3 separate regions of the Homo sapiens genome follow, and regions 2 and 3 are each linked to region 1. Evidence: read pairs that join two places in POLR2A ChIA-PET (ENCODE). Cell type or tissue: MCF 10A. All regions are shown on one strand.

Region 1 (8,000 bases):
TTGTCAGCATGTTTCAAAATTTGCAATATCAATAGATCTTGTTGTTGGCCAATCTTTCATTAAGGGCCCACCAGAATATTCCATCCAGTCTCCCTTCCCCTGATAAAATTCTCCCAGAATTGAGATACACAGAGTCTACAAAAGCTACAAGTAAAATCTACAGCTGTGGATCCATTGGTATCACCCAAGAAAGGTATAGGACTCTACCCCCGGCTGAAAATCATCCATTCAGGGGCCTATGAAAACCCTGTCTCCTCAAGCACATAAAAGTTTTTCCTACCTCTACTGTCTGGGTCCTCTGGATTCTTCCCAGCCTTCCCAGCATCTGAAGGAGGTGACTCTGGTTGAGTCTACCAAAATTGGCCTATCTAGATAAGAAGTGAAATCCTCCATCTAACCACCAGATGTGTGGTCCATGAGAAGATAAAACATCTGACTTGCTGGAATAGTTGAGGTGCTGGCAGGAATTGCTCAACTTTCTTAAGGAGGGGAAGGCAGGTACCCTGCAAACCAAGCCAGGGTCCCTGAAGTTCAAAGAAAAGACTGTGTTGAAGTTCAGGTTGAAAATATGAATCACAGAAAGAAAGCAATTCAATTTTGCCTCACCTTGCCAGAATCTGAAGCTGGTCCTCAGACCTGGGGCACAAAGGTTGGCCCCTCTTCTTTGGAGGGGAGCAAATGACGCCAAGTCTACATGCATTTTCATTTCCAAAGCAGTTCCAAATATTTTATCATTCTAATGATATTGATTACACCTGAGAGGTCACTGGAACTTTCAAAGGCTCTTTATCTCGATAGTCCCATATGGGTGGCAATTCTTATTTAAACATTAAAAAAAATACATAAAACAGACAAATAAAACAAGCACCCAGAGAGAACAAGTGACATCGTCTGAGGACAGTAAAGCAAGCACAGAGCTCCAGACTATGGGGAGTCTGTCAGGTAAGTGATGACAGATAAGACCTCAGGACTCTCTCAGCTGGTGGCTCCCTTTACTAGATTGTGTCTCCTGAAAACGATCAGGACAGGCACACACATCCTTGGGTTGAATAGGAGACATGAGCTTGTCTTTACAATGCTGTGAGCCTTGCAGCTGCTACTCAAGTCATCAGTTCCAAATCTGATCTACTATATCTTAGATTCTGTTACAGAAGACTAACAGCAAATCTCATGTAGTCAAGATGTCAGTGTGGAATTAAGCTCAGTTTCCCATTAGGGGAAGATGTGAGTGGAATTCCTTTGGAGCTGGAGATCCCAGTTTTGAATAAGATATCAATGAAGCCATGAGTCATGGTATGATGTATCTAGTATAGCAGCCTCATCTTGAAAGGCTATTCTCTGTTTGAGCTACAGACTATCTCCTGATTTGTGACCTATGGCATTTCTTTTCAGAAAATACACCACTGAACACTTAAGAAGCCAGAAAATATTTTTAAAGAAAAAACAAATCGAACAAATTAGAAAAAGAATGACAGGATAAGATATAGACCCAGAGAGACCTTCATTTCAATTCTGCTTCTGCCCTTTCTGTGTAGCCTTGGACAAATTACTTAAAACATCTCTGAAGCTTGGCTTCCTATCACAGAAGGATAAAAACACGCATCCTGCAAGCAGGATGACTGTCAAGATTAAATGAGGTGTCTTATCTCAGGCTACTATAACAAAATGCCATAGACTGGGTAAACAACAGAAATCTATGTTCTCACAGTTCTGGAGGCTCAAAGTCTGAGATCAGGGTGCCAGCAATGTCAGGGTCTCGTGGGAGCCCTCTTTTGGCCTATAGAAATGGACTTCTTGCTGTGTCCTCACATGGCAGAGAGAACAAGCCAGCTCTCTGGTGTCTTTGTATAAGGGCCCATCAGACCATCATAACCCATCAGACTAGGCTCCTGCCCTCATGATTTCATCTAACCCTAATTAGCTCCCAAAGACCCACCTCCATATACCATCACATTGAGGGTCAGGGCAAATTTTGCAGGAATACAAATATTCAGTTCACAACACAGGGTAACCTCTGCAGAACCTTAGTAAGCATCCCCCCTGTTTTAACTATTATAATTTGCCGCAGGAAGGGCAAGATATTTAATTGTGAGAACATCTCCGTCAGCTGATACACTAAAATAATAATTGACAATTCATTGATATTTCAACAACAAATATCTCCATGTGCTATTTTTGAGAAAGGACGAGACTATCCAGAAAAAGTCGAGAACTGAACTATACCACCTTTGTTTAAAGACTCACTCAGAATCCACAAGAATTCATGAGTGGATTTAATTCCTTGTGAGGGAGATTTCACAGTCATTAGTTTCAGAGGCTTGGATAGTGTGTAGTGTACCACATTTTCCAAAATGCAGTACAAACAGCATCACACTTTTACATCTGTCTGTTCCCAATAGTGTACCCTTAAATTTTGGATCTCTATGGCCCAATCTCTGTGGCTCATGAAGCATTGTTATAGGTATTAGGAAGATTATACAAAAAGCACCTAGCATAGTGTCTGGAACATAAGAGGTTCACAATAAACAAAGCTCTAATTACTGAGCTACTAGATACCTGGCTTGTAGTCCTAAGCTTGAGACCATGGGCAAGTCATTTGGACTCTGCTGCTTTGCTGAACAAATATCTCTTGAACGTTCAGTTGAGAAGTGGGAGCCAGACTTCTTGATTCTGGCATTTACTAGCTGTTTCATTTAGGCCAAGTTATTTAACTTCTTTATGCCTCAGGTTCCTCAACTATAAAATGGGGATAATAGAGCTATTGCAGGGACTAAATGAGCATGCTTGACACACAGAACTCACGATGCGCTGTCAATTACTATTACAGATAAAGGAGTGGAAGTACAGAGAAGACTGTTTAGGCCACAAGAGCTGGTAGGTAATCAAGCTAGGATTTGAGCCCAGGTGGTCTAATGCCAGAGCCTGTATGCTCTTAGCTTCCATACCACATTCATTGTTTACCTTGTATTATTTTAGCACTCAAAACCTCTCCACAAAGCCCCATGTGTGCAAGGTCTTTCGCAATTTGGTGGGAGGAAAAGTTTTCCCTCTCACCAGAAACTAGTATGTTTCCTCTTTTTGAAAGTAAGAATTATGCAATTTATCATGTGTTCTTTTTTGTCTTGCCTGCCAGGAAGCTCTGAGCCAAATTATGTGTTTAATCACAGCCACCAAATTGTTTCCTTCTTCCTATATCTTTGTTCCTTATTTTCCCTTTTAATTCCTTTTTTATTTCATACTGACAGTTTCATTTGTGTCTCTTGTTGATAGAGGCCTTCAAGGTATTTAGAAAATGGTGAGGTTGACATAAGCAAATAAAAATCTGAAATACACATGAAACACTGAAGTTTTGAGCCTTACCTGTTTCATGTGCTCAAAGAAAAGTGGTCAAGGGGAAATTTAAAAGGAATAATTTAAAAGGTATTTTAAAGAAGAAAGAAAAAAAACAACTGAAAAACAGAACGACCAACACGAACCGAGGCCAAGTCAAATGAAAACTGCAATAAATATGTCTGAGGCTAGAAGTGTTTGTGCTTTCCCTGGCTGGAACCTATCATTTCTTAATTATATCCTGTGTGTATTTTGTAAAATGCGAGCTGCTGTCAAGAGGAAGGATGGCCTCAGACAGGGGAGGAGCCACAGCCCACCCCCTGGTCTTCACATACCTGTACAGAAGCGAAATCCCCTGAGGCACAGGCACCCAGAACAGCAGCACCCACAAGAACGGACTCCACCTCTTGCGACAGGACCACAGGCATGCCTGCGCAGGACAAGGCCACACCTTGGTTAGGGAGCAGAGCCAGGGGAGTGTGAGGAGCCAACAAGCAGCCGCAGTGGCAAAAACACCTGACATCAGGGCAGCAGCAGGCCCCCCGCCCGACTCCCTGCAGTCCTCCCTTCTTTATTCCTTGGGATTATTTGGTTCTAAAAGATTTCACTGCCTGTGCCTGCTGGTGCAGTAGCCAAGAGCCCAAGGGAACCAACACCATATATATCAACTCACGAGACCTCAGTGCCCAGGTTTTTCAGGCTTCTGCAAGCTGCTACCTGCCATTTGATTCAAGTTCAGATCCACTGATGTTTATTAAGCGCTCTGCTGGCCGAGGGAATACTGAGATGAATCGGACTGTGCCCTGCTATTCAGGTTTCAGAGGGAAATGGATGAGAGAGATGAAGGCTACGGAGGGGGTTGGTTCTCTAACTGAGATGTGCTAAGGGAAAGGAGATAGCAAGAGAGGGTGTGATTCATCCCTCCAGGGGCTTCTCCCCTCTCTCAGGGTGCATGCCACAGCCCTTACAGTGGCTGACAAGGGGCTCTCCCTCCCAGATCTGGCCCCACTTCTCCCTCTCTGATATCCTCCTCTTCTCCTTCCAGCCACGTAGTCCTGGCCTCCTTGCTGCTTCCTGAGTGTGCCTCGGGGCCCTTACCCATGCTGTTCCCTGTCTGGAACACTTCCTCCTAGATGCCCACATGCTAATTGCCGGCCCATCCTTCAAGTGTTTCCGCAAACATCACCTTCCTACTGAGCTTTCCCTGGCCATCAGATTTAAAATTACAACTTCCCTCAACACTCCTTACCCCCTTAACTGCTTCATCCCACCTTCCAACATTGTATTTTACTTACTTATCTTGTTTAATGTCTGTCTCCCCTCCAAAAACTTAAGCTACTTGAGGGTAGGGACTCTGTTTTGACTACTGCGGAATCCCTGGCATTTAGACCAGTATCTAGCACATGGTAAGTGACTGAATGATGAGTCACTTACATTTCTGGGGTAGCGGTCATCACAGATTACGGTGGAGATGAGGCTTAAACAGGCATCTGAAGGGTGAGCAGGAGTCCACCAGGCAGGGAGGAGCCCTCCATATGCCAATGCCCAGAGGTTGAGGGTTCATGGTAGGTTTAAGATTAACAGAAATAATTTAGGATTCTTAGGTCTATAATGTATAGATTAGTCTGCTAATCGGGAGATGGCAGCAAACTTTACAGAGGTAAACTTGTGGTGTAAAAACTGTCTTCTACTCAAGCCATAAGAGTTATTTTCCCAAAGCCTAGATTTCTTTTCCTATCTTGTCTGAGAAGACACTCTCTCTACATCCCATTACTTCCCCACTCAATTCTTTCCTCCAGCTACCCAGAGAAAAAGGGCAGGGGAGTAAATTCCCACAGACACCCCAGAGAATTTAGGAATACCAGCTCTCAACTGGGCCAGGACTTAAGACATTGCCAACATGGTGTCAGGTGGGGTGGGAATGCTGGGAGAAGCTCAGACCTGAGTTTATTTCCTGGTTCCACTAGCTCTGTGTCCAGTAAGTCACTTACACTCTTTAAGCCTTGGTTCCCAAATGCAAATGGGGATCATCCCAAATGTAAAATGGGGATGATGATAAGATGTACCACACAGGTGTGTTGTGAGGCTTAATGAGAGGGCACACACTTGGTGCTTAGCATATTTCCTGGCCTACAGTAAGCCCTGGAGAAATGATGGCTGCTACTGTTAGAATTCAGGTAGATGGCAAGTGAAGCCTCTATGCATGTACTAGACCTGGACTAAAAACTGGATAAGTGGGGAAGGGACAATAAAGGTTCCCATCAACCATCCAGAGGGGAAGGACAGATGCCAGGCCACACTACAGGGCTGTGCTGACACCAGCAGGAGAGAGCACTGCAAGCCGTTGAAGAATCCTAGGAATGATACAGATGGGTGTGCGACTATGACCATCAAGCCTTCTCTATGGACCTGGGACGTTTTTGAAGACAGTGCCTCCAAACACCATTCACTTCCCGGGCCTTCCTACCCTGCCAAAAGCTCCCTGAGTTGTGAGCAGGGAGGAACTACTCACAGGCCCCTCCCCTTGCGAACCAGAGATGTGAGTGAACCTGGTGAATCCCCTATCAGCTCTCAAGTTGCTGCCCAAAGTGCTCTGAACCCAGACTGCCAGGGTTTGAATCCTGGCTTCCCCACTGACTTAGCTGTGTGATCCTAGGCAAGATACCTAATCTTTCCGTGCCTCAGCTTTCTCATCTGAAAAATGGGGTTAAAATTCCGCCTATCTCATAGAGTTGCTGTGAGAATTAAAACTGCTATTATAATAAGGCTCTTAAAATGGTGCTTGGCTTAGAGAAAGCACTAAATTAGCATTAGTTGTTATTCTTAAAGTTTACCTTACTTCTGAAGTCTCTCCTCACACCTGTTACCCAGGGTGAAATCAATCCACTGCTTCCATTTGCCTCTAAGACCAATCCCACCTCTTCCCTTCCTCCCTCCACCTACTCTGAGCCTGGGAGACTGGCCAGTGGGGATCACAGCTGTGGGCCCCTGCCCTCTGGTTTCATCCTTGGCTAAGCTTCTGCTGGGCTGCCCTCTTCACACATCCCACCAGGCTCAGATTGCCTGCTCCCTACCCTCACCCTTGTGAGCCCAGGGGTGGAAACACTGTTAGTATCCCAAGGTACTTCTTGGTTGTCTGGGCTTCCAGCACCCTGCCCACAGCTCTGTACACTGACTATTCAACTTCCCTCCGGTTAACCTAACTGGAGTGTGTATCTGTTCCCTGCCTGGACCTGACTGACACCGACACATTTTGTCCTCTGGGTCCCCACTCTACTCACTCTGGATATTGGTCATAAGACCAAGGGCACTTTTTCTGTGTTTTATAAAGAACCTCTTGGCTGGACATTACTGTTCTTCTTAGCATCCCTGTGCCAACCTCAGGGCTTGGCACACTGGTGTGCACAGAGAATGCTTTTGAGTGAATAAATGAAAGAACAAATAATTAAAATAATGAGTAAGACCAGAAGAGGGAAACCCCTACTGAAACTACCAGTACTAAAAAATAAAACTTAGAAGAAGGAACATTTAGTCCCAAGTCAGTGGGGGAAACTTAACAATTACTTAGTACATACCAAGTATTTCTTGAAACCACAGTTAACCAAATGACCAGGGTACAAGGAGGTTCTTCCTCCTCATGTAGACAGCATTTCCCAAGCTGGCAAGGCCCCGCTCTCCCTGCTTGTACAGAGCAGGCTGTTCTCAACATGGCAAAGATTCACTTTCAAAATAATAAGCTGCTTTTTTTTTTCCCTCAAATGCCCCTCTTTCTTTTTGGCATGGGGCTTCCTAGATGGAATAAGAGAATTGACATTTACTGATCACCTACTTGGACTAGGCACAGAGTTTGATGCTCACAAACTCGCAAGCATTTATTCCTCAGCAGTGATCTACATGAGGGAGATGATAATGTTTTTTGGTTTGTTTGTTTCAGAAGAGGGAACTGAGGCTCAGAGAGGTAAAGTAACTTGCCCAAAGTCACAGAGCTGATCTGCTTTTTCCACTGTTCCACACTATCTCCAAAAAAATCTCCCAAATTCGAATGTGTTTTTCACATGCATTTCTGAGAATCATGTTCCAGGTCTACAGTCCTCCCTAACTGTCTTTGTAGGAAAACTAGAGCAATACAATGTTTAAAGGCACCAATGACACTACCTCTATACTGGCTGCTTGTGTACGTGCCTTTTACAGGGACAAATGCAAATGTGTTCTTTTCTCTGAGTCCTGGGTGAAGGAGAGGAAGAGGGCAGCTTTGGCTGGAATGTGAACTATTTTATCTGATGCATTAATGAGTTTAGCAGAACCCAAAGCATTCAAAGGCAGATGCACTTTGCCATCACTTGTCAGTCACAGGCTTCCAAAGGCAGAGGAATTCCAGGCTAAATAAAAGGTCTCTTTGTCTGGAACTGTAACTGGTCCATAGTTAGAGACAAAAGGTCCAGTTTCAATCGGAATCCAAATAACGATTAACAGCCTTTTCATTCAACAGCCTAGAGGAGAACAGTTTCCAAAGCAGAACTTTCTGTGAAGCCGCTGCACTCCCCGCCGTGCTTCTGAGTCAGCCCAGGGATGTAGGGCCTGGAAGATGACCCATTTTCACAAAGTCCAGGGCTGCAGCGCGGAGTCAGTGCCGGGGTCACTCACAGCTAGCTGTTCTGCTCTGGGAGGCC
Region 2 (8,000 bases), 230 kb after region 1:
GTTTTATAGGTTTGCCTGAAATTCCAGTGGTCTCAGCAGCCCATGGTGATGAAAGGATCTGGCCCACTAAAGGAGTCCAGAACCGTGGACTATTTTAGGCATGAGTGTGTATGAGTGGGGAAGACCAGGAGGCACTGAAGGATCTATCTCATTATCATAAAAGAATGTTATTATTTTATTTTATTTCTTGATGCTCTATCTGGCCTTCTGGAAATTTCAGTATATAAGGTCAGGCCACAACCTCCCACAGCAGGGTCCATATCTGCCTTTTTCATCCAGTTATATGGATGAATAAGCACAATGCTACTCTGGCAAATTTTGAGAGCACAATGCATGTTAATTAAGTGAATGAATAAAAACCTTCAGATCTCAGTTATAGAAGGAAGCTTTCAGGTTCCTAATCATTTTTTAATGGCTTCTATTATAAAGCCTAGATCTTTAGATACTGCTCTGTATGCAGGCTGGAGAAGAGACAAAAGTTAGACTCCTGGAGTGCATGAAGCAGAACACTGGGTTCCTTGCATAGACCATTAACCTCAATGGAACCAGGAGAGCCTTCCAACAATGCTCTCCTGGTTTTGCCTACCTCACATTCCTCCCACCACCTACTGCCCAAGACACAAATGCATGCCAGATCTCTAGCAGACCTTCTTTCCTATTTCAAAAAGTACAAAAACAAAAAGAGGCTTCTGATTAAAGATGCCAGATTGACTACACGTGTTGAACTCTGTGCCCTTTAAAAATTCCAACAAAATGGTTGTACAAGAATGTTTCAAAGAGGCAAAAACCCACAATGAGAACAGGATAGAAGATGACAGCATCGAAAATCTAAAAGCCAAAAACCATGGTAGTAGTAACTCTCTTGGTAGACTTGAGAAAGGTAAAACCTAAATAGCAGCAGGAAAAACCCAGAAGCAAAATGATTACCCTACAGAGACCCAAAAAGTTCAGGAGGTGGTGGTGCTCACCACCCCTGAAAGTGAGGATAAAAATGAGGCTAAAAACAGCAGATGGTACAAAAAGTATGTTTAGGAAGTAATTAGATCCCATGTGACCTCACTATTAGCAACCAGGGTACTACTTCTCCCACACTACGGAAGAAAAGTACTAAGGTCCAATGTATTAGTCCATTTTCACACTGCTGATAAAGACATACCTGAGACTGGGTAATTTATAAAGAAAAAGAGGTTTAATAAACTCATGGTTCCACGTGGCTGGGGAGGCCACACCATCATGGTGGAAGGTAAAAGGCACGTCTTATATGGCAGCAGACAAGAGAGGAGGAGAACCAAGTGAAAGGGGTTTCCCCCTTATAAAACCATCTGATCTTGTGAGACTTATTCACTACCATAAGAACAGCAGGAGGAGAAACAGCCCCATGATTCAATTATCTCCCACTGGGTCCCTCCCATAACACATGGGAATTACCAGAGCTACAATTCAAGGTGAGACTTGGGTGGGGACACAGCCAAACCATAGCATCCACCCTTAGATAGGGTGCGATAAAAGGTCCAGGTAAGGGTAGAGTATCTTGACAAAAAGAGACTGATTCAGTATCTGCTTTTTTGCAGGCCAGCCCTCAAGCTCCTTTCCCCGACTCAGCTCCCAGAGCTTTGGCTGCTAGGTTCACACCCTGAATATTTATTTTTGGGGAATCTGACCAGAAAAAAGAAAAGATATAAGGCTAATTGGGAGAGCAGAAGGTATAGAGAAAATAGCCTAGCCAGATAACTCTAACCTTAGGAAGATTAAAATGAGGGAATGTAAGTAAAGCTAATATAAGTAAAGCTACTATAATCACCATCTTTATTTTCATCATCTTTAGTTTCAATCAGAAAATAGTTACTGAAGGTATTTCCCTCTATATACATATCAGAGTTTTCCTAGTTAGGTAGGAGCCTCCAGACTCTATCAGAAACAAAGCGAAAGGGTCACCAAAATCCGAGCCAGAGACCATGAAGTAGCCTCAGCACAAACAAGAACTTTTTATTCTCCTGCTTTTACTCAGAGCAAGGCGCACATCAAAAGCACATGCCTGCTGAGTTCCAGGGGCCTGATCATTCTCATGCATTTCTCCACCAAGATTTTATAAAAATGAAGCCGGCACTGCTGCATTATTTATACGCAGCTCACTGTACTGACATTGCCAGGCCCCAACTTTCAAGGGAAACCTTTTGTTCTCTGCTTAGGGAAGGCTGAACCTGGAGAGTCTCAATCGAACCAGCCAGTGAAGAACAGAATAATTAGAGCTGAGAGTGGGGATAAATTACCAAGATATTCCTGGCTGCAGCCTTTGGTACATCACAGGCCTCTGATGGCTCTGTTTTTCCAAGCCATGCAACAGACTGAATTACCAGCCCTGAAGATACAGCTCATTGGGAGATAAAATGACTCAGATTGGATTGCTAATTGTATCAACAAAGAGACCAAGAAGGCCTTAATTTCTGAAGAAATACCACTGCACCAATCGGAGCAGCTTCTGTTAAAGAGCTGTCAGATTTCAGGCCTGTTACTATTGGCTCTGTACTTCATCAAGACTTGCTGACAGGCCCGTGACAGGCTGAAATAATATATGCAATGATGCAACACAGGGCAATATTAAATTGCTTTTTCGGTCAGACTTGCCGATAACATGATTCAAACGTGGCCATGACAATATGGGGAGCATGAAAGAACTGAATAAATAATCGAGTTGAGGGAATTTTCCCATGCCACCAAAAGAAAGAGATCTAAGAGTCAGAAAACAAAAGATCTTAAAGTTGCCACCAAAATATTCCAAGATCGTGATGAAGCCCCTGGATTCACGGATTTGGATCTGTCCCCTAAAAAATAAGGACGGTACTAATTAGAGGCAATATGAGAGAAAGCAGGAAAGTAAAGAAAACAAGTGACAGCTTACTTAGTGCCTATTATACGCCAGGCATTATGCATAGAAATTTTATGTGGGTTACTGAATATCACAACAAACTTGTGAGGATACTATTATTAGTATTTCCATTTCACAGAAGAGAATACTGAGGCTCAGAAGTTAAGTCATTGGAGGTTGTATCATTAGGAAAGAGCAGGACAGAAGTTCAAAACCTGCCCTGATCAATTAAAAGTCCATGCTTGTTAACTACATGCTTATTCAGGCCCACTCAGGGAAAGATATTTACAAAACATTACAAAGACTGGTTACTCCAAGTGAAAATGTACAGTAATTTTGAGGTATTTAATTTCTCGTGTTTTTCTTGTCTGTTATCTCCTTTTTTTAACAAAGGAAAAATATGAAAATAAAACAGATGGAAGAGGTCAAGAAACACAGAGCTGTAGAAAGCAGTTAGCTGCCTTAGGTTTGCTGTGAGGATGTTCTGGTAAAAAAGGGTGTTCGGGAGATGTGTGCCATAGGCAAGGACACAGGGACAACAATGAGATGTTCTCTCAAGTTGGGAAAATGAAGTCTGGTTTTGAGAGTTCAGCTGTAAAGTTAATCCATAATGAGCAAGAGTAAAATATTCAAAATTATCAAAACAAAACAATGGCTTCCAGAACATTCAGAGCTCACAGGAACCATACTGAAGGCATTCAGATGGTTAAAGAAAGAATGTGTCAAGAGGATGATTAGGCTGCAGGAGACTAGAAAAAGAAGCAGCAGCAGAAGTGGAAGCAGAGGCAAGTGCCAGAGCAGGGAGGAAGAGGACTGCACCAGGTAGAAAGAACTGCATGTGCCCAGGGCTGGAAGTGAGGCAAGCAAGTGGCCACACCCATCTCAGCAAGATCCTTGCTGTGCATACCTCAGAAGCTGAGTGTTGCCCTGGCATGAAGAAAAGGAGCAAAAGAGCCATTTATTTCCCTCCTCCCTCTTTCTCTCCCTCCTTCCAAAAATATTTATTAGGCTCTTACTATGTACCAGGCACAGATATTATCTCTTCCTTCGTGGAGCTTAGAGTCTAGTAAAAGAGAAAAATCCATGAAGAGCTCACTCTAGTAATTACTATGAAGGGTAAGTATAATGAAGAAATATTATAGGGTGTCCATAGAGCTTATGGTATCAAAGGACATGTAAAAAGATAGGGAGAGATCTGTTAAAGGATACACAATTACAACTAGATAAGGAGAAATAAACTCTGTTTTATACCAGCGGTCCCCAGCCTTTTGGGCACCAGGACCCAGTTTTGTGGATGACAATTTTTCCATGGGTGGGGGTTGCGAGGAGGAAGGTTCCGGGATGAAACTGTGCCACCTCAGATCATCAGGCATTAGATTCTCATAAGGAGCGTGCAACTTAGATCCCTTGCATGCGCAGTTCACAATAGGGTTCCTGTTCCTTTGAGGAGCTAATGCCACTGCTGATCTGACAGGAGGTGATGCTCAGGTGGTAATGCTCACTAGCCCACCGCCCACCTCATGCTGTGCAGCCAGATTCCTAACAGGCTACAGACCAGTACCTGTATAATACATTATTGTTAACCCTAGTCATCCTACAGTGGTATAGAACCCCATGGGGTTGGGGAGCCCTGTTCTATACCACTGTAAGATGACTACAGTTAACAATAATGTATTATACAGTTTCTCATCACTAGAAAGAGGATATTAAACATTCCCAACACGAAGAAATGAAAAAGGCTTGAGATGGATATGCTAATTAATCTGATCACTATGCATTATATGTATGGAAACTTTGCTATGTACCCCATGAATATGTACAATTATTATCTGTCAATTAAAAATAAAGTTTAAATGTTAAAAAAAGAATCTCTACTTTGCCTTAGATTCCTTCATTAAGGGAGCAAAGACCCGGGGTCAAGGGTTTCCATCAAGCATCTGTCTACTCCTACAGTTTTTAATGGCAAACCCTGTGGCTAGAGGCCATTAAAATGGGGCTGCCTTGTGATGGTAACATCTTCAGACCCCCAGCCCTTGGGTTTGCTCCTGCCTTTCCCCTAGCCTCTTCTCCATTCTAGTAATGTTGGGTTTCTCACTCAATTATTTCAGGCTTATGATTCTGGCTTCTTGGACCTGAGGCTTGATCTCAGCCTTTGCCTCTGGCCATCTGAAGACTCATTATTGGACCACTCTCTAGTTCTTCTGAACCCCTTTGCTTCACGGTCCCATGCCCTGGTGCCAGCTTCCTCTGCAAGGTCTACCCTAGTGTATATATGAGGTTATTGGTACCAAGGCCTATTCCCAATCATAACTATTTCCCAGTGTCACTCAGAAGAGACAGAAAACATACATACCTATCTCAGTCTGACTCAGATAGGAAAACATTTCTAAACATTTTATAAGCTCCAATATTAAAATACCTCTTCCAGTGTCAACTCATTTTGGCCTATCCAATTACAGGACAACACAGTGTGTATAAGGACAGTGGTGTCTATATAATCCTTATCTTCCAACATTCTTCAGTCTTAATGGCATTCCTGACTTGCCATTTGTTCAGTACTGAGCTGACCCAAAGTTATCTAAAGTGTGCATAATCGGTAAGCCTGGGATCTAGTGCTACTGCCAAGAAATAAGTGAAAAATAGCAAAGCTATTCTAAAGCCACTAGTTGGGGGGTGGGGAGCAAGGAAAAGCAAGTTATCATATTAATATATGGTCATCCAAGGCTGCTCTGCCTTAAAGAGATAATGTACAATTCCTGGCAAAGGATGAAAGAGAGCAGACTGAAATAGTGTCTGCCAATTGGCCTAGTGCATTTCAATTCTTTTTGGCTATTAGGGCCCTTTATGATTAATTCTGGCCTCTGGAGTATCTAAAAAAATCATCTTAACTTGAGAATATTCTTCAATATAAATAAGCACCTGAACAAATTATAAAACAAATATTTCCTTGATAAGCTAGGATTATCTCTACAAATTCTCAGTAATAACTATACTATACTGTAGTGTAGCCCAGTACCCAGCAAGTTGTGGTCACTCAACAAATATTCTTTATCTTTTATGAGACACTGACAACTCTAAGAAGTACTGAAAAGCATTATCATTTCCCTCATACTAAAAATCCTAAACTGCTCTCCTTGATTTTGCTCAGTGATACCATCTGCAGATATTTGATACTTCAACCCCCTGAGAATATTTAGCAGATCTTATCATTCTAGTCTTCTTTTTCTATCAATTTTGGTTTAGGATCTAGAAATGATGCCACTCTTTTCCCATTGTGCAAAATACAAAAGTGTTGGACGAATTATTTCCCTCTTCCTATTCCTGTCTTTGTCAGGCCACTGTGCTCCAGGTGGCTATGACTGTCATCATGACAACGGCCATAAGTAAAGGGCACCATGGTGATGCTCTTCTCAGATATGATGTCAACTGTCCCATCACCCAAGGAACGGCCTACTCACATACCTCTCAGAGCTGAGAATTTTAACATGAACAGTATCCCTTTGACACAAAGCAGAAAGAGTCAGATTAAGATTTTCCACACAAGACAAAGAGGTAAAAACATTAAAAGGAAGTTGGTGAAGTAGAAGTACAGACCTGAAGATTTCGTACCTTTCAAGATGTCCTGTCTCTAAGGAAGGACAGGAAAAGAGGGAAAGGAAACAGAAATGGAAAACAAAAACAAAAACAAAAACAAAAACAAAAACAAACAAACAGGAAAATGGCCTTAAAATTAGGTTTTCAATATCTTTCAGGGATCAAGATGCAGAAACCAGCAGAAACAATACATCAGCTCTTCAGAAGGAGGATACATTCAGACTTGCTATTAAGGTAAAAAACATGACAATTTTGTGACTTAGCCATTTAAGAAATTCTTGTAAATATTATCTGGCCTCAAGGGATTAACAGTCTGTCAGGGGAAGAGAGCACCATATTATTTAGCTAATACGGGTAGAGCTAGAGTTGGAACCCAAACAATTAGCTGCAGAGTCCATACCTTTCACAACTATACAAACTGCCTCTAGAAACATACCCTCTGCATGATTGGTGAATTTCATGAGTGAAATACAAGATATTTAAGAGGAACAACAGAGGAAGAGGGCAACTCTACCTGGGAATATTAAGGAAGCTTCACTTGGGAGTAGCAGCTTGAATTGTGAGTCCTGAAATATGAGTAGGAGTTCACCAGGTGGACAAAGGTTGTAGAGGATACATTTCAGGCAGTGGACCAAGGCATTCAGTTCAAGCATAATCCTGCCCCCAGATGTGAAATGGAATAACTGATCTCCTAAAGACTCTTCCAGACTTTTAGATTTTAGTGCTGCTATGAAGAAGGCATTACAAAGTACAGTTTGGATCAGACATGGTGAAGCCATCATTCACTAGTGAGTAAGATATCCTCCTTGCTCTTCATTTTCTTCATCTGTTAAGAAGGTAACAGTAGTAATTATCTCATAAATTCATTAAAAGGTTAAGTGCAGGGTTAATTCACATAGCACATACCCAATAAAAAGCAGCTGCTCTTGTTACCATTGTTTTCCCCAGCATCAACATCATCATCATCTCTTGGCTACTTCTGAGAAAGAAAATATAATAAAGAAATGTTCAAATGAAAACCCACTTTAAGACACTGCTAAGAATACTACAGGGAACTGAGATGGGTTGTCAGCTAATTTGATAGCCATTATCCGAACTAAATGAAATAATGGCATAAGCAACCCAGTTCAGCCTGCTCAAGTCAACATAAAATTGAGTTAAGAATCAAATTCTTGGTTCTTATCTTGAATTTGCAAACCAATATTGGGCCCAAACTGTGCCCTCCTGCACAGTTAGAAGCAAAACCACTTAGAATGCTCTAGCCATTCATAGAGAGATGCACTGATTCCCAAACACATTTCTGCAAGCACTCAGCATGGCACTGCAGATAGATAGACGTGAGTACTAGGTCTTCTCCCTTGATTAGCTCAGAGAGTAGATGGGAAAATAGACATATGGAGGAAATGCAAAAAGTATTGTAAGAAAGTTTTAAATGTGGGTACATATATAAAGCTTTATGGGAGCACAAAAGGCTACAGAAATTAGCTCTGTGGAGGTTCTGAGAACTTCAATAAATAAATACCAGAGAAAAACGCAAAAC
Region 3 (8,000 bases), 300 kb after region 1:
AACATGCTCTACAGGTTTGTAGCCAAGCAGCAATAGGCTATACCATACAGCCTAGGTATGTAGTAGAATACACTATCTAGATTTGTGAAAGTATACTCTATGATGTTTGCAACAATAATGAAATTGCCTAACAACACATTCTCTGAATGTATCCCTGTCCTTAAGGAATGCGTGACTCTGTGTGTGTGTGTGTGTGTGTGTGTGTGTGTTTATTTTTTCCTTTTATTCATCATGTAAAAAGTGCCTTTGGAAAAATCCACATTTCACTCTGGATTTTTCATATCTCCTTCAAATATGACCAATTTTAATGAATGGTCTTCACCTTGGATACTCACATTCCAGGGCTCTTAGGAACAACAGTGTTTGGGCATGTGCAGTGGAGGTCGAAGATAGATTCAAGATGTTTCATGTATGCAAAATCACATGCAGATGTACCAAAAGTATATCCAGTCAAAGAGAGTTAAGAAAGCAATATATAGACAGACATCCAAGAATGGAAGAACGCAAACACAATCCAACTTGTAATTAACATACCGTGCTGTGACACCTGTTGCCTTCCACGATAAGAAGTCCGGGAGATCAAAGAAATGTCCCGCCTTATCCCAGCAAATCTCTCTCAAGTTCTGCCAAATTAAATATATATTAGAATCAATTAGGGGGTTTTTCTACCATCTCCTCTTTCAATAATGTTTCAAATTTTTCAAAACAAAAGCATAGCCAACAATGCCCATTGAAACATCTGTTCAGGAGCTTGGTGGGGGTAGGAATAATATAAAAGCAGTACTTATACAGGAAAGAAAAACTGACAATGCTTGATCCTTCCAAAAATGATCGTAATTTCCCTTAAAACCCTCTTTGCCAACCTGGAAGGATAGAAAGCTGTGTTAGTCCATTTTCACACTGCTGATAAAGACATACCCGAGACTGGGTAATTTTAAAGAAAAATAGGTTTAATGGACTCACAGTTTCGCGTGGCTGGGGAGGCCTCACAATCGTGGCAGCAGACCACAGAGAGAAATGAGAGCCCAGAGAAAGGGAAAACCTCTTATAAAACCATCAGATCTTGTGAGACTTACTCACTACCACGAGAACAGCATGGGGAAAACTGCCCTCATGATTCAATTATCTCCCACCAGGTCCCTCCCACAACATGAGAGAATTATGGGAGCTACAATTGAAGATGAAATTTGGGTGGGGACACAGCCAAACCATATCAAAAGCACAGTCTGTAAGGTATGCAATCCATTTTCCCAGTGAATGGTGATGGACATATAAGATTTCAGAGCAGATATAAGCTGGAAAGAAGCTGTACTCAGAAACTGCCCAATGAAACTAAATGTCCCCTGCCATATAAAATTCTCCACATGCCAACTGGTTACAAAGGCAATAGAAAAAAGATGATAGTCCCTGCCCTCAAAGAACTTCCAGTCTAAGTCAAAGAGAATGGCCACATAAGCAAGCCATTGTACATTTTAAAGATTTGGTTCTCTGTATTGCAAAATGGCCAGGCTTTTTCTTACTGCTGGGCATTTTCTTTACTTTGCCACTTCTGCCTAAAACATTCATTCCTCACCCACCACCCTGTGCCCTCCCAGGATCAACATCATCCCCTTCCTCATTTGGTTAACCCTACACACCACCATTCCTTGAGGGGGTTTCCAGGATCTCCTGGAAATCAAAGCCGGTAAGTCATATTGTTAGTTTAGGTCTAGTTGTCATACAACCCATACCACCCCCACAATCATTTGTGTAATGTTGATATGGTTTGGCTGTGTCTTCACTCAAATCTCATCTTGAATCGTAGTTCCCATAATCCCCAAGTGTCATAGGAGGTACCCTGTAGGAGGTAATTGAATCATGGGAGTGGTTACCTCCATGCTGTTCTCATGATAGCGAGTGAGTTCTCACAAGATCTCATGGTTTTATAAGGGGCTTCCCCTGCTTTCACTCTGCACTTCTCTCTCCTGCCACCAAATACAGAAGGATGTGTTTGCTTCTCCTTCCACCATGATTGTAAGTTTCCTGAGGCCTCCCCAGCCATGCTGAACTGTGAGTCAATTAAATCTCTTTCCTTTATAAATTACCCAGTCTCGGGTATGTTTTTATTAGCAGTGTAAGACCAGACTAATACAAAAGTCTTTCTTTCCTGACAGACTGACTATAAGCTCTGTGAGGTCAAGGATCTTGTCAGTCATGTTCACCATGACATTGGATGATTGTCTCCTCTTCTCCACCCCAACTGAGAGGACCCTCAGCTGCCAAGCAGAAACTACTTAACTCTCATCCCCTTACTACAAGCACTTGGTTGGACCAGGTTTAGGCATGTGACCTAGTTGTACCAACCAGATTTCTTCTCCCAAGAACTTAGAATCAGGACCCAAATGGAACCATTTCACTTCTGCCTATGAATGGAACTGGAGGTGAGATAAACTTGAAAAGCATGAAGTGGCCATTTTCTGTCAAACACCTGAAGAGGTAGAATTTCAAAAACAGAATAGTAAAGAAGACAGAGGAACTAGCAAGAAAGGTTTCCTACCATCCAGATAACTTTCCATGTCCTGGTTTCTATTACTCCCTCTCCAAAAAGCTATAAAAGGAATTATAAGCATAGGAGTATCTCTGGGAACCTAAAGGCAACAATGCAGAAGTTCCAAAAGAGGCATATTTCAGTACCTGCCGCAGGGTAACACACAGTAGGAACTCAATAAATATTTGTTGAATTACTAGACAAACTGCTCAGCTTCACCTTCCAATTCCTCTTATGTGAGGGGTGCTTCAGTTTATAAAGGGCTTCCACATGTGTTATCTCCTTAGAGCAACACAAAAGTCCTGGGTATTATTATATCTATTTTATATACAACTGGCCTTTATCAGAATTCTGTGAGTTCCTCCTACATAGTGCTTCCCTAACACTACTATATAAACACCAACATCTATTTACAGCAGATAAACGGTACTATCCCAAGTGCTGGCCCTATCAAAACAATATCAAAAGAGTTCAGATCTAAAAGGCAAAGTATCAAGCTGATTCTCTGTTACTGTTGTTGTTTTAACTTCCTAAACATCTAGGTGAAAGCTTGTGTCTAGAAAGGGACCTGCCCTAAACTTCTCTTTGAACGCCCATTCTAAGATGTTAATGTTAAATCAAGCAAAACTTAAAGATACTAAATATTCCTAACACAGCTAAGAACTAGTAGTATCTCTGTATAGGATCTAACAAGCCACAGTCAGAAAATGGTAGCCTTTGAGACGATGTGAATCAAACTACCAGAATGGCTTTTGGCTAGTCCCTGAAATCTATTTCCATATGTCTTGTGGTTTCAGCAATCAGTGGTCAGGGAGAGGAGAAAAGGCAGCCTCTTTCTAAAGGTTCCAGAAATCAAAGGCCAGTGACCAGATATGAACCGCCAAACCACCGCAGCAACAACCAGTGCTTCAAGCCAAAGCACAACAATCTTCTTAAATTCAGGCAAAAAAAAAAAAAAAAAAAAACTACTTTAGATCTTGTGTGTGGTCATTAAAGACATTATATAACGACAGCTTTTAGCCTGTAGCCACACAGCCAGCCACTGTGGGACAACAGAACCCAAGTAGAATGTCACAAAGAACTCAAGCCTTTTGCCAAAAAGAGACACTGGGAATAGGAGGAGCAAGGAGTCCCTGCGTTCTTTCTTTTTGAGACCACACTAACCGTCACCAATCAAAGCTGGAGATCCCAGTCCAACCTCTCCTCTCTAAGGAGATAACACATGTGGAAGCCCTCTATAACCTCTGAAGTACTCCTCACATAACAGGAACTGGAAGATGAAGCTGAGCAGTTTGTCTAGTAATTCAACAAATATTTGTGGGATGAGCAACTAGAAATAACATGTTGTGGGAAGTCTGAGGTACTCTTAAGTATGCACATGGTCTCAGAAGGGAAGATAGCAATATTCCCTGCTTTCTCTACAAAAGAAAAGTCTGGAGATAGGCCAGCAAAGAGGAATAAGGACTGAATGAGAGGAAATGTCTCCAGAAGCCTGATCCCTTACCTTGAGATGCCAGCAGGCATCTGTGAGGATCCCATGCAGTTTTTTTTTGTTTGTTTCTTTTTTTTTTTTTTTTTTCTTTTTTGAGATGGAGTCTCACTCTATCGCCAGGCTGGAGTGTAGTGGTGCGATCTCAGCTCACTGCAACCTCTGCACCCCGGGTTCAAGAGATTCTCCTGCCTCAGCCTCCCGAGTAGCTGGGAACACAGGTGCATGCCACCACACCCTGCCATTTTTTTTTTTTTTGATGAAAACTAGGTGGATTTTTTTTTATTATTATTATACTTTAAGTTTTAGGGTACATGTGCACAATGTGCAGGTTAGTTACCTGTGTATACATGTGACATGCTGGTGCGCTGCACCCACTAACTCGTCATCTAGCATTAGGTATATCTCACAATGCTATCCCTCCCCCCTCCCCCCTCCCCCCACCCCACAACAGTCCCCAGAGTGTGATGTTCCCCTTCCTGTGACCATGTGTTCCCATTGTTCAATTCCCACCTATGAGTGAGAATATGCGGTGTTTGGTTTTTTGTTCTTGCGATAGTTTACTGAGAATGATGATTTCCAATTTCATCCATGCCCCTACAAAGGACATGATGTGAACTCAACATTTTTATGGCTGCATAGTATTCCATGGTGTATATGTGCCACATTTTCTTAATCCAGTCTATCATTGTTGGACATTTGGGTTGGTTCCAAGTCTTTCCTATTGTGAACAGTGCCGCAATAAACATACGTGTGCATGTGTCTTTATAGCAGCATGATTTATAGTCCTTTGGGTATATACCCAGTAATGGGATGGCTGGGTCAAATGGTATTTCTAGTTCTAGATCCCTGAGGAATCGCCACACTGACTTCCACAATGGTTCAACTAGTTTACAGTCCCAACAACAGTGTAAAAGTGTTCCTATTTCTCCACATCCTCTCCAGCACCTGTTGTTTCCTGACTTTTTAAAGATCACCATTCTAACTGGTGTGAGATGATATCTCATTGTGGTTTTGATTTGCATTTCTCTGATGGCCAGTGATGGTGAGCATTTTTTCATGTGGTTTCTGGCTGCATAAATGTCTTCTTTTGAGAAGTGTCTGTTCATGTCCTGCACCCACTTTTTGATGGGGTTGCTTGTTTTTTTCTTGTAAATTTGTTTGAGTTCATTGTAGATTCTGGATATTAGCCCTTTGTCAGATGAGTAGGTTGTGAAAATTTTCTGCCATTTTGTGGGTTGCCTGTTCACTCTGATGGTAGTTTCTTTTGCTGTGCAGAAGCTCTTTAGTTTAATGAGATCCCATTTGTCAATTCTGGCTTTTGTTGCCATTGCTTTTGGTGTTTTAGACATGAAGTCCTTGCCCATGCCTATGTCCTGAATGGTATTGCCTGGGTTTCTTCTAGGGTTTTTATGGTTTTAGGTCTAACGTTTAAGTCTTTAATCCATCTTGAATTAATTTTTGTATAGGGTGTAAGGAAGGGATCCAGTTTCAGCTTTCTCCTGGCTAGCCAGTTTTCCCAGCACCATTTATTAAATAGGGAATCCTTTCCCCATTGCTTGTTTTTCTCAGGTTTGTCAAAGATCAGATAGTTGTAGATATGCGGCGTTATTTCTGAGGGCTCTGTTCTGTTCCATTGATCTATATCTCTGTTTTGGTACCAGTACCATGCTGTTTTGGTTACTGTAGACTTGTAGTATAGTTTGAAGTCAGGTAGCGTGATGCCTCCAGCTTTGTTCTTTTGGCTTAGGATTGACTTGGGGATGCGGGCTCTTTTTTGGTTCCATATGAACTTTAAAGTAGTTTTTTCCAATTCTGTGAAGAAAGTCATTGGTAGCTTGATGGGGATGGCACTGAATCTATAAATTACCTTGGGCAGTATGGCCATTTTCACGATATTGATTCTTCCTATCCATGAGCATGGAATGTTCTTCCATTTGTTTATATCCTCTTTAATTTCCTTGAGCAGTGGTTTGTAGTTCTCCTTGAAGAGGTCCTTCATGTCCCTTGTAAGCTGGATTCCTAGGTATTTTATTCTCTTTGAAGCAATTGTGAATGGGAGTTCACTCATGATTTGGCTGTTTGTCTGTTATTGGTGTATAAGAATGCTTGTGATTTTTGTACATTGATTTTGTATCCTGAGACTTTGCTGAAGTTGCTTATCAGCTTAAGGGGATTTTGGGCTGAGACAATGGGGTTTTCTAGATACACAATCATGTCGTCTGCAAACAGGGACAATTTGACTTCCTCTTTTCCTAATTGAATACCCATTCTTTCCTTCTCCTGCCTAATTGCCCTGGCCAGAACTTCCAACACTATGTTGAATGGGAGTGGTGAGAGAGGGCATCCCTGTCTTGTGCCAGTTTTCAAATGGAATGCTTCCAGTTTTTGCCCATTCAGTGTGATATTAGCTGTGGGTTTGTCATAGATAGCTCTTATTATTTTGAGATATGTCCCATCAATACCTAATTTATTGAGAGTTTTTAGCATGAAGGGTTGTTGAATTTTGTCAAAGGCCTTTTCTGCATCTATTGAGATAATCATGTGGTTTTTGTCTTTGGTTCTGTTTATATGCTGGATTACATTTATTGATTTGCGTATATTGGACCAGCCTTACATCCCAGGGATGACGGCCACTTGATCATGGTGGATAAGCTTTTTGATGTGGTGCTGGATTCAGTTTGCCAGTATTTTATTGAGGATTTTTGCATCAATGTTCATCAAGGATATTGGTCTAAAATTCTCTTTTTTAATTGTGTCTCTGCCAGGCTTTGGTATCAGGATGATACTGGCCTCATAAAATGAGTTAGGGAGGATTCCCTCTTTTTCTATTGATTGGAATAGTTTCAGAAGGAATGGTACCAGCTCCTCCTTGTACCTCTGGTAGAATTCGGCTGTGAATCCATCTGGTCCTGGACTCTTTTTGGTTGGTAAGCTATTAATTATTGCCACAATTTCAGAGCCTGTTATTAGTCTATTCAGAGATTCAACTTCTTCCTGGTTTAGTCTTGGGAGAGTGTATGTGTCAAGTAATTTATCCATTTCTTCTAGATTTTCTAGTTTATTTGCGTAGAGGTGTTTGTAGTATTCTCTGATGGTAGTTTGTATTTCTGTGGGATCGGTGGTGATATTCCCTTTATCATTTTTAATTGCGTCTATTTGATTCTTCTTTTTTTCTTTATTAGTCTTGCTAACGGTCTATCAATTTTGTTGATCCTTTCAAAAAACCAGCTCCTGGATTCATTAACTTTTTGAAGGGTTTTTTGTGTCTCGATTTATCGCCTTCAGTTCTGCTCTGATCTTAGTTATTTCTCGCCTTCTGCTAGCTTTTGAATGTGTTTGCTCTTGCTTTTCTAGTTCTTTTAATTGTGATGTTAGGGTGTCAATTTTGGATCTTTCCTGCTTTCTCTTGTGGGCATTTAGTGCTATAAATTTCCCTCTACACACTGCTTTGAACGTGTCCCAGAGATTCTGGTATGTTGTGTCTGTGTTCTCATTGGTTTCAAAGAACATCTTTATTTCTGCCTTCATTTCGTTATGTACCCAGTAGTCATTCAGGAGCAGGTTGTTCAGTTTCCATGTAGTTGAGCAGTTTTGAGTGAGTTTCTTAATCCTGAGTTCTAGTTTGATTGCACTGTGGTCTGAGAGACAGTTTGTTATAATTTCTGTTCTTTTACATTTGCTGAGGAGAGCCTTACTTCCAACCATGTGGTCAATTTTGGAATAGGTGTGGTGCGGTGCTGAAAAAAAATGTATATTCTGTTGATTTGGGGTGGAGAGTTCTGTGGATGTCTATTAGGTCTGCTTGTTGCAGAGCTGAGTTCAATTCCTGGGTATCCTTGTTGACTTTCTGTCTCGTTGATCTGTCTAATGTTGACAGTGGGGTGTTAAAGTCTCCCATTATTAATGTGTGGGAGTCTAAGTCTCTTTGTAGTTCTCTAAGGACTTGCTTTATGAATCTGGGTGTTCCTGTATTGGGTGCAT

What was found. Peaks named below come from ENCODE experiments on the same cell type or tissue, not always from the same donor. Only the 100,000 strongest peaks of a DNase experiment are listed, where the experiment ranks them.
Region 2: POLR2A ChIA-PET joins it to region 1 with 14 read pairs; 4 of 35 experiments call an interaction of 5 or more read pairs at or near these places.
Region 3: POLR2A ChIA-PET joins it to region 1 with 10 read pairs; 2 of 35 experiments call an interaction of 5 or more read pairs at or near these places.

Annotation. Positions count from the first base shown.
Region 1 is chr1:59,669,799-59,677,798 of GRCh38, reverse strand. FGGY (FGGY carbohydrate kinase domain containing) reads right to left here. Exons shown (of 16, transcript NM_018291.5): 14 at 3,666-3,760. Among named protein-coding and RNA genes, the nearest start is that of MIR4711, 59 kb to the left of the region's middle. RefSeq lists enhancers at 3,759-4,286, 7,947-8,000. In MCF 10A, no CTCF peak of the experiment used is centred here; DNase peaks (open chromatin) are centred at 3,028, 3,728, 4,368 and 4,758.
Region 2 is chr1:59,440,990-59,448,989 of GRCh38, reverse strand. All of the region lies in intron 5 of FGGY (FGGY carbohydrate kinase domain containing), which reads right to left. Among named protein-coding and RNA genes, the nearest start is that of FGGY, 150 kb to the right of the region's middle. In MCF 10A, no CTCF peak of the experiment used is centred here; a DNase peak (open chromatin) is centred at 3,739.
Region 3 is chr1:59,371,372-59,379,371 of GRCh38, reverse strand. FGGY (FGGY carbohydrate kinase domain containing) reads right to left here. Exons shown (of 16, transcript NM_018291.5): 5 at 535-623. Among named protein-coding and RNA genes, the nearest start is that of FGGY, 78 kb to the right of the region's middle. In MCF 10A, no CTCF peak of the experiment used is centred here; a DNase peak (open chromatin) is centred at 3,951.